4 separate regions of the Homo sapiens genome follow, and regions 1, 2 and 3 are each linked to region 4. A link is a contact called in ENCODE Hi-C or POLR2A ChIA-PET data. All regions are on one chromosome and are shown on one strand. The core of a region is the stretch at or near the end of the contact, and the rest is flanking DNA. Distances in the headings are between cores, read along the strand shown. Region 1 holds the start of LARP6 (La ribonucleoprotein 6, translational regulator). Region 2 holds the start of SALRNA3 (senescence associated long non-coding RNA 3). Region 3 holds the start of KIF23 (kinesin family member 23). Region 4 holds the start of TLE3 (TLE family member 3, transcriptional corepressor).

Region 1 (2,700 bases), core at 190-2,689, 760 kb before region 4:
CTATACATGGTGTTCTTTTACAAGGACACTGCCCTCCAGGAGACCTCATTTCCTAAGCCTATCCTAACTTGTCTTTCTATATCAAAACAAATGTATTGGTCCAGGGTTCTGTTGTTTTGGGGTCCCAGTGTGGCAAATTAATATGATAAATTATGTTTAAGGCTCTAAATAAAGTGCTACATGAAAGCAGATTCAGGTCTTATTCATTTCTTTTTCTTCTTTCCTTCTTTCTTTTTTTTTCTTTTTCTTTTTTTTTTTTTTGAGACGGAGTCTCGCTCTGTTGCCCAGGCTGGAGTGCAGTGGCACAATCTCGGCTCACCACAACCTCTGCTTCCCAGGTTCAAGTGATTCTCCTGCCTCAGCCTCCCGAGTAGCTGGGATTACAGGCACGTGCCACCACGTCCAGCTAATTTTTGTATTTTTTTTAGTAAAGACAGGGTTTCACCATGTTGGCCAGGATGGTCTCGATCTCTTGACCTCGTGATCCGCCCGCCTGGGCCTCCCAAAGTGCTGAGATTACAGGCTTGAGCCACTGCGCCCGGCCGGTCTTATTCATTTCTATGCTCCTGTCCCTAGTTTCTGGGTCACATTTGGAGAGGTGAGATGGAACTCAATTTGAAGTTACACGTGAAAAGGTGGCAGTGTTTTAGAACATCCTGACATTTCAATAGCTCCCTTTATTCATTCAACAAACATCTGAGTGCATACTATGTGCAGGGCATACTCTATAGGCCATCGGCTTTCGAACTTTTGTGAACTTCAGCATCACCTAGAGGCCTTGTTAAAACACAAAGTTCTGAATCATAGATTCTGATTCAGGAGGTCTGGATGAGCCCTGAGAATTCAATTTCTAACAAGTTCCCCGGTGCAGCTGATGCTCCTGGTCTGGGAACCACACTTGGAGAAAAACTGATACAGGGCAAGGCAGGAGCCAAGCCCCTGACCTCCTAAGACGCGGTCTAGGGTGGTTATTATGTCAAGGAGACTAACGATGGAAATTTTCTGATCTTGGCAGGCCAGTGGGGGAGACACGCAGGAGGCCTGGAAGCCCCTGGAGCTGTGGTCTCTGGCTGCCACCCCCGGAGTCAAGCACAAACAGAAGTCAGCTGTGCTGCGCCCATCCCTGCGGCGCCGTGAAAGAAGGCGCAGGAGGAGGGAGCCCTGACACCTCCTCTCGGGCTGGGGCCCCACAGCGGCGAAAAGACGGAGGGAGTGATCGGGGGTCGCGGGGATCCTTCCGGGACGGGCCTCCGTCGGAGGAGCTCCGGAAAGCCGCCCTCCACCTCCGAGGCCCCGCCTGCGCGGGCGCTCCACTAGCGGTCGGGGTGGTGGCGGCGGCGGCGGCGGCGGCGGCGGCGCGGGGCGGGGCGCCGCGACCCCTGTCCCTCCCCTGGGCCGAGCGGCAGGCGCGCTCGCACCGCCCCCGCCCCCTCGTCGCAGTCGCTGCCGACCGGCTGGCTGGGCCTTGCGGCGTGAGGACCCCGGCGGCGCCGCAGTCCCGCGAGCCATGGCCCAGTCCGGCGGGGAGGCTCGGCCCGGGCCCAAGACGGCGGTGCAGATCCGCGTCGCCATCCAGGAGGCCGAGGACGTGGACGAGTTGGAGGACGAGGAGGAGGGGGCGGAGACTCGGGGCGCCGGGGACCCGGCCCGGTACCTCAGCCCCGGCTGGGGCAGCGCGAGCGAGGAGGAGCCGAGCCGCGGGCACAGGTAGGCGCGGCGGCTGGCCCGGGAGGTGGGCCCCGAGGGGGCGCCGGGCCGCGCGCGAGTTCGGGGCGCTGACTGCGCGCGACAACTCCTCGGGCAGAGGGGGTTGAGTCAGCCCCGCCGCCGGGGAAGCAGCTCCGGGCCGAGCCCCTGAGTCAGAACCGGCCCGTGGAGGCAGCCGGTGCCCCAGCCCGCAGCTTCGTCGCCCAACCGAGGCTCCCAGGGCTGGCGGCCGGGATCTGAGGGGCCTGGACGTGGGGATGTTCAGGGATCCAGGAGGAGGACTTTCACGGGCCATCCAAGCCACCCCCTCCTCTGGAGGAGGCCTCTTCTCTGTGGGCTCCCTCAAGACACCACCTCCCCATCGCCGCAAAGTCCATCCCTACCCGCCTTCCCCTCCCCTTGCGAGTGGTCCCGCTTACCCTTCACTGCCATCATCGCCCTGCCTTTCCCAGTCCTGCTGGCTGCGCTCAGTCTTTAGGTGGTAGCAGGCCAGGTACAGCGGACACTTGCTGATGGGGGATTCCAGGAGGTGGGATTTCAAGGTAATTTGAGACGGATAGAGGACTTGCTGCTTTACTTCCTCCGCCCTGGGGGATTCCCATTTTCACACAGCCTTTCCCACCAGACCTTTATGTTTGCATCATCTTGCTGCCTTGCGGGGGGCGGGGGGGGGGTGTTCCTGGGTTTTGGGTAGTTTGGAGCTGCTATGGCACTTGTTTAACCTTGTCCCGGGTCCCGAGCTTTGTCCTCAGGCACCTTGGCTCCTGTCCACTAATGCCCAGGCCCTTAAGGACTGGTGTTTTGTTCCTGCTGTTGAAAGGAGATAAAACATAGACATAGACATGAGAGTGGGGAAATGACAGAACTTGCACATTCTGGTGGATGCCAACAGGCACTTATTAGGAGCTCTCTTTCTTCTAGGACCCTGTCCCAGGCGTTTAGCTGTTAAGGTTCTGCAGGATTGTCCTGGCAAGCGTATATCTACTTCACTGG
Region 2 (2,842 bases), core at 87-2,586, 520 kb before region 4:
ATCCACTGAAGCACAAAGACAATCCTCTTTTATCATCCTTTGCCTCCCCATGCCCAAACAGCCCAGTCTCCATGTATGGCTAAACCCAGTGCTGTGGGCTAGAACCAAGCTTAGCTTCCCAGGTGTCTCTAGGAATCATGCTAATAGGCTCTTAGATCAGGAAGATGATATATTACAAAAGTACTTGCAACAGAGACTAATTATTTGGAAGAAAACATCATGGGTGATATGGTTTGGCTGTGTCCCCACCCAAGTCTCATCTTGAATTGTAGCTCTCATAATCCCCACATGTTGTGGGAGGGACCTGGTGGGAGGTAATTGAATCACGGGGGCAGTTACCCCCATGCTGTTCTCATAACAGTGAGTGAGTTCTCATGAGATCTGATGGTTTTACGAGGGGCTTTTCCCCTTTTGCTCAGCACTTCTCTCTCCTGCTGCCATGTGAAGGATATGTTTGCTTCCCCTTCTGCTGTAATTGTAAGTTTCCTGAGGCCTTCCCAGTTATGCAGAACTGTGAGTCAATTAAACCTCTTTCCTCTATAAATTACCCAGTCTCAGGTATTTCTTCATAGCAGTGTGAGAATGGACTAACAAGATGAGTAAAGAGCAAGATAGGTTGTCATCCAACCCTCCAGATTAGAATGTTCCCTCCCTGGGCTGTGGTTAGATGGAGAGAGTAGGGAGGCATGGTGTTATAAAGCTACTGTCTCCAGCTCCTAATAACTCTTCTGTGCTCAGCTCTGCAATGGTGAGGCTGTGACTTTGCAACCCAATTTCCTTGTTGCCAGCTGCTGCCTGTTAGGTCCTGATAATAGGGGATGCTAAAAGGAGACCAGACAACAGGAAGATGGAGAAGAGATGTTCCTTCCCCATGCTTGCTGTTCCTGTCACCGTTATCCCAGCAGTGGAGTTGGTTCCAGTTTCCTTCGTTTTGCTAAGTTCCCACGATCAGCCCATCTCACCCCATCAGTTACCAGCAGCATCCAGGTAGCACCCTCTCCTAAGAAGACCAAGTCCTAACTTAGACCTTCCCTCTGAGCTCTTGTGTTGCAGCCGCATTTAGCTCATGCCCCCTCCTGAGAGATCTAGGTCCCAGCTCTGTGAACCCCCTCCTCGAGTTTCTTGAGGTACCGATACCAGCAGGCCGTTACCCTTTTCTGAGAAGTCTTTGTCCTAGTTTTGTGAGGGCGTCCTCCAGGATTCTGGGTTCTCATAGCCCCAGCCCTTTCCCTCTGTTCCTCTAGTCCTAGGAGTGGTGGCTGTTTCCTGCAGTTACTACGTTTGCATGATAACAGGTGTTCCTTTTCTTCCTTTCAGTCCTTTGCTATCCATCCAGCCAATTCCCTATATTAAATCCCCTTGTTGACTGCTAACAGGTATGAGTTTTTTTGTAGGGGGTGAGGGTTGATGAAACTGTTTTGGAATTAGATAGTGGTGATGGCTTCACAACATTCTGAATATACTAAAACTCCCTTACATGGGTGAATTTCAGGGTATGTGAATTACGTCTGTAAAAATATAAATCTTCTGTGTTGGAATGCCTGACTGGATCCTGGTTGATATAGCATTCATCAAGGAGAGTGTGATGGTTAATTTTGTGTCAACTTGGCTGGGCCACAGTGTGCTCAGATACTTGGTCAAAGATTATCTTGAGTGTCTCTGTGAGGGTGTGTTGGATGAAATTCACATTTAAATTGACGGACTTTGAATAAAGCAGATTGCCCTCCATAGTGTTGGTGGGCCTTATTCCCAGCAGTTGAAGGCCTGAATAGAACAAAAATTCCCGTTTCCCCTGAGCAAGAGAAGATTCTCCAGCAGACTGCCTCTAGACTTGAACTGAAACATCAGCTCTCCTGGATCTCCAGCCCTCCCTGCTGATTGTGGACTTCTCAGCCTCCATAATTGTGTGAATGTGAGCCAGTTCTTTATAAGAAATCTCTTGGCCAGGCACGGTGGCTCACACTTGTAATCTCAGCACTTTGGGAGGCTGAGGTGGGTGGATCATGAGGTCAGGAGATTGAGACCATCCTGGCCAACATAGTGAAACCCTGTCTCTACTAAAAATACAAAAATTAGCTGGGTGTGGTGGTGCACACCTGTAATCCCAGCTACTCAGGAGGCTGAGGCAGGAGAATCACTTGAACCCAGGAGGCAGAGATTGCAGTGAGCCGAGATGGCGCCACTGCACTCCAGCCTGGTGACAGAGTGAGATTCCATCTCAAAAAAAGAAGAAATCATCTATCTATCTTTCTATTATCTATCTAGCTATCTATCTGTCTATCTATCTATCTATCTATCTATCTATCTATCTATCTATCTATCTATCTATCTGTCTATCTCCTATTGAGTCTGTTTCTCTGGAGAACCATGACTAATACAGACAGGTAGCTGTTGTTGGGTCCCAGGGAGAAGAGAATGAGCCCTGGTGAGGCCCTGACAGATTTGCGGGATCTGAGAATACGGGCACCTATGTCTGTGTTTCCTGGTAGGGCTTCAAGGGGTGGCAAGATCGTAGAGAACTGATGGCTTCAGTTGTATGGAGCATCTAGGCAGATGAGATCTCACAGCATTTCTCAATTCTTATGTCACAAGAACAGAATGATTGCCAGGAGCTTGAGAGTGGAACAGAAGTAGCAGAGAGACTTTTAAGGACCACTGACTGAGGACTAGATGGGACAATGGACAAGTTAGTGACACGCTTCGATGATATTGAGGACTTAAAAGATCACCCCTCCCATTGGAGCCTTGGTTCTCTGCAAGTCCTTTGTAAATTTCACCCCAGAGAAAGTAGGAAGAGTCCCTAAATTAACTGAAATGGTGTTTCTGCTACTCCAGCAGACTA
Region 3 (2,700 bases), core at 83-2,582, 680 kb after region 4:
TTATAACTGCCCACACTTTACAGACTGACAAGCGATTAACTTCAATACACTATAAAAATGCACATGGAGGAAACCATTCTTTCGTCAAGGGTTACGCCTGTACTTTCAAGGAACAACCAGTCATTGAATGCTCAAAACATTACTCTTTGTCTCCAAACAAAATCTGGTCCCAAACTGCCAATTTCTTGGTTTCTTAAGTAGGGGCAATCAAAAAGTTATTTTGATTGATTTCACCATTTCTCTAGCATCTCATCTTTTTCCCTTCACATTTATCTATAGGCTAGATATACATTTAACACATTAAAATTAAGTAAGATTATTGGCTTCGACTGTAGTTTAAAAATATTTTTCCAAACATATTCTCAGATGAAACACAAGCAAATTCGTGTTATTCAGTGCAAAATACTTTGTGGTGGGCTTAAGTTAAACTCAACGTATATTTCTTATATATAATTTTTTTCATCTAAAGATTTTGACTTCGGCCTCTTAATAAACAAGTTGTCTTTTGCAAACGACTCCCTAAATGGTAATAAAGCCAATCCTCTCCTTTGCACGACAAATATTTCTTTACCCAGGAATGATGCTGCGCCGAAAATATTAGCTTAGGAATGTGGGCGGAGGTTCTCTGCGGCCACAAAATACAGCAGAAGTAACTGGCCTGTGTAAGCGGATGGGCTCGGCCTCAAGGACAGGGTGCTCGGCTGAAAAAAAAGCTAGCGGCGATCACCGGTGCCAGGGCTCTCCAGAAACGGAGCCCATCTAACCAATGCCCAGCACACTCGCTCTGCTCCACACACGAGACCACCTCCGACCCGCACTAAGTTGGCCAACTGCACTCTGGAGGCGGCGGCAGCCAGCGAGGGAGAAGGGAAAGGCTGTCCCGGGACCCCGAGGAGGACTGCCCCGCCCCCGGGAACCGGGTGCGGCGTAAAACAACCCCGGCTCCGGGCCGACCCTTCCTGGCCCCTTGGAGGCCCAGGCGGGGCGGCGGGGGGCGACGCGGCAGGGGTCTCCGCGCCCAGGCTCCCGCGGAGCGGCCACACGTGGAGGTTCCCACTTTGGGGTCGCGGCCGCAGCAGCACCGGGCGGGATGCTGTCCGCGCTGCCCGCGTACGGCCGCGGCCTGAGTGGAGACGCCTGCCCCCAGCCCCGAGGCCTCGGCCCCCGTCCGCCCTCTCTCCCTGCTCGGCGGCCTCGTACTCACGCTGACTTCATGGCAGCAGGCTCCACGCCGCCCAAACGCGCATGCGGGACGGCTGGCTGGCGAAGACTGCGGGACGTTAGGACCGGCAGCAAGAACTAGAACTTCGCGGCTAAGGCGCGGTGCTCTGCGAAGCCGGCGGCGACGCTAAGAGCCCAGGTGAGCTCCCGCCTGGCGCATTTCAAACGGGCCAATCAGCGCCCGTCCGCAGGGAGAGGCAGGACCTCCGCGGAAGTGACTTCGCTGCCGGAAGTGGCGCTTGTCTCCTAGGCGACCGACGCTGAAAGGGCCGCGGAGTCGCGTGTCAGGGCTGGAGGGAGATCTTGAGGTATGGTATTTAAACTCTTCCGCCTTGCGATGACGAAACTGAGGGTTTCTTTTCCTCCATCACAAGAAGTTCAATGGAAGGGCCTTTCCAGGGTTGATTCAGAGGTCGGAATGTCGTTCTGGTGAAAAGTGTTGTATTCCTGTGCTGTGCCCTGCTCCAAGTCTCAGGCTCCGTCTCTCTGGCTCCCAAGTCACCACATTATCTTGGCGTCTTTTCTCTCTCTGATTCACCTTTCCTGGGTTTCCCTCCAGCTCTGTCCTATATGTACATTATTTTATCAAATCTTTTTTTTTTCCTTTTTTATTTTTTGAGGTGGAGTTGCTCTGTCGCCCAGCCTGGACTGCAGTCTTCAGCTCACTGCAACCTCCACCTCCTAGGTTCAAGCAATTCTCTTGCCTCAGCCTCCCGAGTAGCTGGGATTACAGGCGCGCACCACCACGCCCAGCTAATTTTTGTATTTTTAGTAGAGATGAGGTTTCACCATATTGGCCAGGGTGGTCTAGAACTCCTGACTTAAGGTGATCTGCCTACCTTGGCCTCCCAAAGTGCTGGGATTACAGGCGTGAGCCACTGCGCCCGGCCTGTTTTATCAAATCTTGATTGTGTTTGATCCTGGCCTTACGGAGATGAATAAAATTTGGTCCTTACCCTTAAGGGGCAACCTTTTGAACCTACTCTTGCCTTAGATGAACTGATTCTATATCACTTCTGTCTTTGACCCTAAGCCGATGACTACCAAATACACATCTACACCTGGGCTCTCATGGAACTCTAGCCCCTTCTCAACTTCCTAAAGGACCACAGCACTGGTAAGGATAGTCACAATGTCCTTGGCCAATATTGTTGGTGCTCAGGAAACGACACCCCAGAGTATGGCTCTTTGGCACACTGAGTGCTTTGAACTAAAGAAGACTGAAAGTGCCTCAGAGAAGCCTTAAAAGCAAAGTCTGTCTCTGACTTTCTCCTGCCCTCTTGTCTCCCACCCCTCTGTGTCTCCTAAAGCAAATAATAGAAACCAGAATTTCTGTTCCCCAAGGCGGGTCATGGAAACTAGAACCCCTTTTCTCCCAAGCAAGCCAGAAACATTATTCTAGAAAAACCTAGAAATATTAATCTAGCCTTCCCCCACCTTTTTGTGTAAGAGCTGGCCATAAAGACATTCTTTGATGTA
Region 4 (2,700 bases), core at 39-2,538:
CCGGGGAGGGCCCCGGGGGTCCCGCCTTGGCCGTCCACCGGGCGGTGCGCGCTTTGAGGTCCACTCCCTGCTTGCTCGTCTGCCCCGCCGTAACCCCGAGCGCGGGAGGGCGAGGCCATCGGTTTGCGGGCAAGCTGGCCCCGGAGTCGAGTGGCCTGTGCGACCAAGCGGGGGGTCCGGGGGGCCCGGGGCCGGGGCGAGCGAGCGGGGGAGCGTCCGCGTCCCTCGGAGTGTCCAGGCTAGCGACCGAGACACCTACAGGCTTCCGCCAACGCCGTGGCACTGCCGGGAGCAGGCTGAGCAAACCAGGTGGGAACTCGGAGTTCCCGGGCCTCGGCCGAGCAGGGTCCCGACCCCATCCCCAACCCCCTCAGCCTGGGGATGCAGTGAGGAGCCCGCGCGGCGAGGCTGCGTCGAGGGTGAAGTTGTGCCCACGGGGAAGGCGCCCCGAATGGGGCCAGCCGTGGCTGAGCCTGTTGTCCACGGGCAGCCGGGCCCTTCCATCTGCGCTGCCCGCCTAGCCAGAGTCCCTCAGACTTCTCCTCGCAGGCAGCCGCCGCACATCAAAGGAGCTGTTTATTTGGCTTTCTGAAAAGAAGGGCGAGTGAACAAAGGAGAGCTGGGGGCTAATGTGGGGGAGGCGGGCAGAAGAAGGGGTGAAGAAAAGGGGACATCCTGAGTTCCGAGCAAATTTTTAAAGGTCGGAGGCAACTTTAGGAGCCACCGTTTTATCAGTCCTAAATCTTTTGAAGTGAAAACATTAAAGTGACAAAGTGATTGTTTGTTTTATAGTATCTAATTGGGCTGCTTTGCAGACCTAATGAGATTAGAGGGAGGAATCGTTCGCCGCCGCTGCAGAATAAACTGATACATTACTACCAGCCACAGGTTTTGAAGATTGTACAGCTTGTCTTATTTTCTTTTGTTGTTATTCCTCTGTCTTCCCTCTTTCCTCCTCCCGCTAAATAATTATTTGCTAGTAGACCGTGGGAAAAAAAAGGAGGAAAAAAACTCGAGCAGCCCAGGACTATAATATATATCTATTTATTATATGTCTTTCGGTTAATTCCTGATCTGAGGAGCGCTGTTTTTCACTCCCATGCGAAAGTCACCAGCGGGTAGGGCCTGATTGCTACTTTTCATGCATAGTTTTAGACACAAGAGGGCATTGTGACGTCGCGCCCAGCGGCACCCAGTCGTAGGCCGAGTCCCGCAGCCCCACGTGGGGGCCCCGCGCTCCCATTGGCCAGCGCCGGACGAAGCTGCCACATTATTTTGTTACTTTTCAGTCCCTATTTGGAACTGCTCTCGCGGCAGTTCAGACCTCGTGCTCGTCCCCTTCGCCTGTCTGTGTGTGGTATCCGTAGGTCCGGGGCACTTTTTTTTTTGGTGTGTGTGTGTGTGCGTGCGCGCGTGTGTGTGTGTTGGGTGTGTGTGTTTTGGGGGTTTGCCGGGGCGCGGAGAGGAGAGCCGGGCCGAGGGGAAGGAAGGAAGCCGTAGAGCTCCCCGGTCTCGGGCTGCGTCTCCCCTCCAGCGCTCTCCTGCCTGTGCGCTCCGACGCGGCAGCGGCGGTGGCGCTGAGCGCTCCTCGGTGGGGACGCGGTGCTCAAGCTGGGAGCAGCGAGAACCCTTTGCGGAGGCTTCCCGTGCCCGCTGGACTTAGGATGCCAGGGCGTTTGATTTGCACCTACTGAGCCCGGAGTTCCTCCCCGGCCCTGGGAAGGGCTTGCAGCGGCGGCGGCGGCGGCGGCAGCGGCAGTAGCAGACGGAACAGCAGGCTCTCCTCTCCGAGGGGGGGCGTCGAAGCGCCCGCGCCGGGCTCCCGCCCTCACCCTCCGGCGCTCCTGCGGCCCCAAGCCACCACCTCGTAGCCCGCCTCCTTCCTCTTCTCGCCGCGAGCCCCAGGCCCGGACGCCTCTAGGATCGGACCCGCGCGCCCCGGATGCTTGGGGCTGCCCCGGCGCGCCCCCCTACAGGCGCGACCCGCTGAGTGACCCGGAGGGGGCCCGAGCTCGCCCCAGGAGGGGCCCCCGGCCTCGGGACCCCGCGCCGGACCTGCTGGGGAGCCGACGATGTCCGCGCAGTCCCAGGCATTGACGCGCTCGACGCAGCCCAGGGAAGGCGGCCGGCCGCTGCCCGCCGAGCCCTAGGCGCACAAAGCCCGCGCCCGCCGCCCGGCCCCGGCGCCCGCCGACGACTTTGCCGCCTGCTCCGCGGCTCTTTGTCTCCACTTGGGGCGGGCGCCCGACTCTGGGATTTCGCTGCGAGAACGAGCTGGGGGGGCCGGGGGCGAGCTCTCGGTTTCCCGGCCGCCCCCCGCTCGGGCTCGGCTCCCCCCTCCCCCGCACCTCCCCGGCCCGGGCTCTCGGCGCTTCCACGCTCTCGGAATCACGACCCCTCCCTGCCATGTATCCGCAGGGCAGACATCCGGTGAGTAATTGCAACTCGGTTTATTTAAGCATCTATCATGGCAGGGTAAACGAGGCAGTTTATCTGGCACCTCCATTTTGCTTGTTGCTACCTTTATGGTGTGTGTGTTTGTGTGTGTGCTCTCACACAAAGGGGGATGCGGCCGGGGGGCGCCGTTGAGAGAGGAGGTTAATTCCGCGCGAGTGGCGCGGGGGGCTGCTTGTGTTCCAGGGGGAGCTGTTCACGCGGTCCCCGGCCCCGCTCTGAAGTCTCCCAACTCACCCGGCTTGT

The links. A loop is a pair of places that touch in the nucleus more often than their neighbours do. ChIA-PET counts read pairs that join two places held with the same protein, here RNA polymerase II (POLR2A). Pooled maps may share reads with other maps.
Region 1: a loop to region 4 is called in a map of chondrocyte, with 6 times the contacts of the local background. The contact joins the promoter of LARP6 here to the promoter of TLE3 in region 4. A Hi-C loop is called at or near these places in 1 of 168 maps with a recorded cell type or tissue (chondrocyte) and 3 of 50 pooled maps. POLR2A ChIA-PET finds 5 or more read pairs at or near these places in 2 of 52 experiments (A673 and WTC11).
Region 2: a loop to region 4 is called in a map of Caco-2, with 4 times the contacts of the local background. The contact joins the promoter of SALRNA3 here to the promoter of TLE3 in region 4. A Hi-C loop is called at or near these places in 1 of 168 maps with a recorded cell type or tissue (Caco-2) and 2 of 50 pooled maps. POLR2A ChIA-PET finds 5 or more read pairs at or near these places in 1 of 52 experiments (WTC11).
Region 3: a map of CD8-positive, alpha-beta T cell shows a loop between it and region 4 (7-fold over the local background). The contact joins the promoter of KIF23 here to the promoter of TLE3 in region 4. A Hi-C loop is called at or near these places in 4 of 168 maps with a recorded cell type or tissue (CD4-positive, alpha-beta T cell, CD8-positive, alpha-beta T cell and naive thymus-derived CD4-positive, alpha-beta T cell), 4 of 37 single-sample maps with no recorded cell type and 14 of 50 pooled maps. POLR2A ChIA-PET finds 5 or more read pairs at or near these places in 2 of 52 experiments (MCF 10A and OCI-LY7).

What each region holds. Positions count from the first base shown.
Region 1 is chr15:70,852,896-70,855,595 of GRCh38, reverse strand. LARP6 (La ribonucleoprotein 6, translational regulator) reads left to right here and starts at 1,439. Exons shown (of 3, transcript NM_018357.4): 1 at 1,439-1,707. The coding sequence starts at 1,508. It also overlaps a transcript of LRRC49 not described here. RefSeq lists an enhancer at 1,549-2,050.
Region 2 is chr15:70,614,041-70,616,882 of GRCh38, reverse strand. It overlaps SALRNA3 (senescence associated long non-coding RNA 3), which reads right to left and starts at 1,336. Exons shown (of 1, transcript NR_126481.1): 1 at 316-1,336.
Region 3 is chr15:69,412,981-69,415,680 of GRCh38, reverse strand. It overlaps KIF23 (kinesin family member 23), which reads right to left and starts at 1,332. Exons shown (of 24, transcript NM_001367805.3): 1 at 1,205-1,332. The coding sequence starts at 1,215. KIF23-AS1 (KIF23 and PAQR5 antisense RNA 1) reads left to right here and starts at 652. Exons shown (of 2, transcript NR_132971.1): 1 at 652-1,529. RefSeq lists silencers at 933-1,012, 1,043-1,162.
Region 4 is chr15:70,096,505-70,099,204 of GRCh38, reverse strand. It overlaps TLE3 (TLE family member 3, transcriptional corepressor), which reads left to right and starts at 1,288. Exons shown (of 20, transcript NM_001105192.3): 1 at 1,288-2,430. The coding sequence starts at 2,407. RefSeq lists silencers at 1-110, 181-260, 1,850-2,019, 2,030-2,149 and an enhancer at 56-1,030.